Regions from separate parts of the Homo sapiens genome. Here region 2 is linked to region 1. Evidence: read pairs that join two places in POLR2A ChIA-PET (ENCODE). Cell type or tissue: PC-3. All regions are shown on one strand.

The links. Peaks named below come from ENCODE experiments on the same cell type or tissue, not always from the same donor. Only the 100,000 strongest peaks of a DNase experiment are listed, where the experiment ranks them.
Region 2: POLR2A ChIA-PET joins it to region 1 with 8 read pairs; 1 of 35 experiments calls an interaction of 5 or more read pairs at or near these places.

The regions. Positions count from the first base shown.
Region 1 is chr11:95,107,351-95,109,850 of GRCh38, reverse strand. The region is part of intron 1 of ENDOD1 (endonuclease domain containing 1); the gene reads right to left. Among named protein-coding and RNA genes, the nearest start is that of ENDOD1, 19 kb to the right of the region's middle. RefSeq lists an enhancer at 536-1,735. In PC-3, no CTCF peak of the experiment used is centred here; DNase peaks (open chromatin) are centred at 1,470 and 2,260; H3K4me3 peaks cover 1,350 bases; H3K27ac peaks cover 1,902 bases.
Region 2 is chr11:94,740,142-94,742,641 of GRCh38, reverse strand. PIWIL4-AS1 (PIWIL4 antisense RNA 1) reads left to right here and starts at 2,287. Exons shown (of 5, transcript NR_135093.1): 1 at 2,287-2,424. It also overlaps a transcript of AMOTL1 not described here. In PC-3, a CTCF peak has its summit at 1,107; a DNase peak (open chromatin) is centred at 1,111; H3K4me3 peaks cover 2,193 bases; H3K27ac peaks cover 1,002 bases.

The DNA of each region.
Region 1 (2,500 bases):
TGCAGGTGCTAATGGCACCGCTGATGTGAAGAGACTGAGCAGTGCAGGTGCAGGTAAAGAGCAAGACAGGCTCAGTGGTGATGGGGAGGAGAAGGGTGGATTCTCGAAGGAGCAGCATGGCAGCAGGTAGCAGGCCAGGTGTGGCCCTGCTGCTGATGGGCAACTGGTGTGAGTGGAGACAGCGCCTCAGAGTGTGGGACACAAGTGGGCAGCCGAGTTTGGCAGGCTGACCTCCAAAGACAAAGCAGAGGAGTCTGCCACTGCACTGAGACGGTATGTTTATCCATCAGTCTGAACCACTGAATTGAAGGGCCAGGGCCAGTGCCCAATTATCTCTGTGTTCCCAGACCTAGCATGATGGTCCTGCACACCAGGGAGTGACTGGCATTTGTTGAAAGAATGATCTCATTTGAGCTCCACAACAATCTTCTGATGCACATAAGATTTCCTCCAATTTGCAGATGAGTCTCCAGAGAGAACTGGCTCTCCTCTAATTCTGCTCCTTGATCTGCTGCAAGGAAAAGGTGGTCCTGACAACAGACCATCAAAGTGGTTATTAAACTCTCAATGACTCTGACTCATGGAGGGTGGAGTTTCCTTCCCCTGGAGAATTTTAAGCTGAGGCTAGATAAGCACATGTAGGGGATGATTCCGACAAGATCCTGTGGTCAGGAGATGACCTAGGGAGCTATCCAACTCCGTGGGGACAAAGACGCTATTTCCTTAGGGGTTTGTTTTATTTTTCAACAAGAGTTAAAATAATAGAATGAGCTGAACAGTGGGTGTTCCCATTTTATTTCTGCTGTGTGAACTACAATATAGGCACACACCCACACACACTGGGATGTAAAAGGAATGCCAACACCCCTGCTGCCATCATCAGGTGGGTCAAAGAGCCCCTCCTTAGAAAAGATCGTGGGTGCAGCTGATAATGAGAACATCAGATAATCTTATCAGAGCTGCCTACAGGGGCCTAAAGGTCCTCTGCACAGTCACACACAGTAGGATGAACTCAATCTGAGGCTCGGGTGAGTCCTAGGAGAACCTACTTACCATGGGAAATACCCAGCGAGGGAAGGAGCTGCTGCCTTTCAACAATGGAGGGGGAGGATGGTGGGGCCACAGCAGATTAAGGACATTTGAGGAGGAATAAAGCATGAGGCCTTTTCAGCTCTCAGGAAAGAAAGTGCCAACCCACCCATTTCAGGAAAAAAAAATCTTCCGTGCTTGGCATCTAAAATACTCTTTATCCTCTTGGGAATAGAAACCGCTTTAGAAGAATTAGGGGAATGCTCATTTTTCTTTTTTCTTTTTTTGGGTGTCTGTGTGTGTGTGTGTGTGTGTGTGTGTGTGTGTTTAGAAAAGAGAAATGCAGAGCTTTTCATTTCCTGAAAGGCCTTTTAGCAGAGCATGTCCTTGTCCTCTCCGCCTTCCTCCAGTGAATCACCCTTCCTCTGGGCTCCCAGCACCACTCACACACCTTCCTGGCTGTGGGAAGAAGGACGCATTTCCAGCTCTGGCCTGTGCTGTGCACACCCGTAGGTGTTGGCAAACTGTGGGAAAACAAAGACAAATGGCTAAAGAGCTCTCTCCCGAGTCAGAAGACGGTGGAACGGAAGATAAAACGTTCGAAAGGGTGGGTGTTCTACTTGCATTTCAGACTTCCCTTTTTCTTGATTAGTTGAAAAAATAAAAATAAAAGGAGGAATTCTTTAAATTCACCAACTCCAAACTGGCAATAAATGCAGGCAAGAAAGCCCTGTGTGAAGGCCAATGGGTGGCCTGGGGGCAAACAGACTCTCCCGGGGACACCTCTGGCTGCTCATCACACACAGCGAGGAGTTTCAAGCTCCTCCAGGGAGCCTAAGAAAATGTGCGGACTCCGGCCGGGCGCGGTGGCTCACGCCTGTAATCCCAGAACTTTGTGAAGCCAAGGCGGGCGGATCACGAGGTCAGGAGATCGAGATCATCCTGGCTAACACGGTCTCTACTAAACCCCGTCTCTATGAAAAATACAAAAAAATTAGCCGGGCGGAGTGGCGCGCGCCTGTAATCCCAGCTACTCGGGTGGCTGAGGCAGGAGAATCGCTTGAACCCGGGAGGCAGAAGTTGCAGTGAGCCGAGATCGCGCCACTGCACTCCAGCCTGGGTGACAGAGCAAGACTCCGTCTCAAACAAACAAAAAAAAGTGTGCGGACTCCTTTAAGACCTTTCCAGACTGCAGTACCTTCTCAGGTTACATCAGCCCTGGTCTTCTTTGGTTTCCTTCCACGTTACTCACAGAAGCCTGTTTTCCACTCTGCTATCCTTTCCAGAGCAATTATTCTTAGCATTGACTGTGTGGTACAGAATTCAGAGGAGTCCCTTACATTGAGAAGGCTCCATTTCTAATTTTTTCCACCTTCTGAGTTCAGACAAGATCAAAGGTTCTTAGGCCTGGCTGCACATCAGAATCACCTGGGAGCTTTAAAAATATCCTCAGGCCTCACCCAGACCTTTT
Region 2 (2,500 bases), 370 kb after region 1:
ATAGGGGAGCTGAAGAGAAAAAAACATTGTTTTTTATTTTCTACTGCTAATTTGAAAGGATACTCATATTTATCAGTGCCTCATGGGGGCAGTCCAGTCTGTAAGTCCCAGAGGGAGATATGGAGATGAAAAAGGGTCAAATACCTGGGCCTTCCTGAAGCACAAATCATTCTGTGAAGGCAAACAATTTAGTAGTTATACAGTCTGATTTCCCAGAGCAAGCAATGCTCATCCTACCATTGCTTATGTTTATGTACAATTTAAGAGGACCAAATGGCTTCGTCGCACTGTGGAGTGTCAATGCTGGTGTCATTAACATACAATTATACATGCGTGGAGCAGATCATCGAGTACCTGTCCTCTTAATAAATCACATCATGAAAAGCTATGGTTTAGATGTCACTTTCATTTCATAAAATGATTCACCACAGTATGTCTTAAAAGCTAGTTTTGCTCATGCATTTAGTCTACAATTCCACTGATAGAGATGTGATTGCCTCGCAACTTGTCAGAAACACATCCTCTGAATAAAACATGGTACTCCTCCCAGCCACAGAATGCCAACCTTGATCCAGATCTATTTTGGGCGCTTGGCTCCTAGAAATGAATGAAAGTCGTTGTTGAGGTGGAATTTTGCTTCAGGTCCTGTGGGACTTGATGAGGACATTCTTCCCAGCACAAGAAGCTGACCAGGGACAGGGTGCCACAGCTGAGTGTGTTACTGAGGATAAACATATTTAAACCGCTGTTTGTGGACAGTTCCCCTCCTCCTTTACTGTCAACATATATCATAAAATAAATCCTTTCATTTCATCTTAGGAAGGCAAGATATTCAGGCTAGTGATGAAAGAACAGTAAGGAGAGACTTGATAGCCCAGACCAGTAGCAGCTAAACTAACCTTGAAAGCAGAAGAAAAAAAAAAGAGAGCCACTAAGCCACCGAGTGAGAATGGGTGGCAGGAAGAGTTAGAGAGATCCTGCCCATTCGCATTTCCTTCTCTTCACTCTCTCTTCAGCCTGTCTCTTGACAAGAGTGTCCCGGTTCACCCATCGCAAATCTCCACTTACCATGACAGGCATGAGGATGGAATGTCCTATCTCGAGACACCTACAGGCTAACTGAGGAATAGAAATCAGGGAGGGAAGCAGCTCCTAGGTCTTACAGTTTAATGATTACACCGCCGTTTTCAGCCCCTGACTTCATTAAATTCAGGGTAAGGACGACCCACACGACGTCCTTCTCGTGCCAGGTACTTGGCAAGTCAGAACCAGTCGCCGCTGTGTCCTCCCGGCAAGATGAGCGCAGGTTTCAGAAGCCCCAGCTCTGGAAGTTTGCTGTGCCAGGCTCCTCGGAGCAGCACCACTGCCCCAGACGAACACGCACACACACGCACTCACACACACACACACGCACACGCACGCACACACACACACACGCACGGCTCATTGGACACTTGCCCTGCCACCCCCGAAAGCACAGCGCCGAGGAAAGGCCGGTTCCGGCCGCGAAGGCAGCAGGTGTCCCCTGACCCTTTCCCTCCGCCCTCCAACCCCAGCCCCATCCCTAGCTGAGTTCCTATGGACGCCCCCCAAACTCGCAGTTCTCGGGCAGAATTGCGACCAAGAAATAAAAGACAAAATGAGCAGACTTACCTAACTCGTCTGGGCTGTAGGATGCGGGCGAGGCTTCCACAAACTCACTGTCTGGGGGAGAAGAAAAGCAGAAAACAACTCGAATCGCTACCATTCAGGACGAACCCGCACAAGCACCAGCTCAAGCGCAGGTCCCCGGGAAAAGCGCGGGCTTCTCTCTCCCAGCGCTCAGAATCCCTGAGCCGGAGGCCCCGCGGGATTCAGACCGCCAGATCCCCAGGGAGTGACAAATCGCCGCAGAAACTTGGGGGACAACTCGGCCCTGGCACCGCGCGGCTTCCAGGCGCGGTCAGGCGCGCGCCAACTTTCCCCGCGTGCCACCCCGCGGCTCCCCCGGCCGGGCGCTGGGCCGCGGCCGCATCCTCTGCCCTCAGCCCGCGGGGCGCATTGCTCTGTCTGCCGGGCCTGGCGCCGACGCCCCAGCGCCGAGGAGCCGCGAAGTTTTCCCGCGGTCCCGGGGGCCCGAGGGCGCGCGGCGGCGGCGGCGAGCACCCCTCGCCCACCCAGGCGCCCCGCGCATCCCCGCTCGTTGCTAGGCGACCGTGGCCGTCACGCTCCGCAGAGGCGCGCGCGGCCTCCCAACTCCCGGCTGGCGGAATCCTCCCTAGTCCCCGCCCCGTTTGCCCATTTTCCAAAAAATCAGAGCATAACCCGTTCTAACCCGATTCCCTGCTCTGTTATGTTATGTCTGCCCTCCTCTGATGCTTGGGAAATCGTTTGTTCTGTGGGCTTCTCCTGAGGAGATGGACGATTTTCAGAGCTTGCAGAAAGGTAGGAGGAGACCCAAATGCCCCCCAATCCCCTCCTTTTGGAACCAGAATTCCAACTCCAGTCCAACATTATTTCC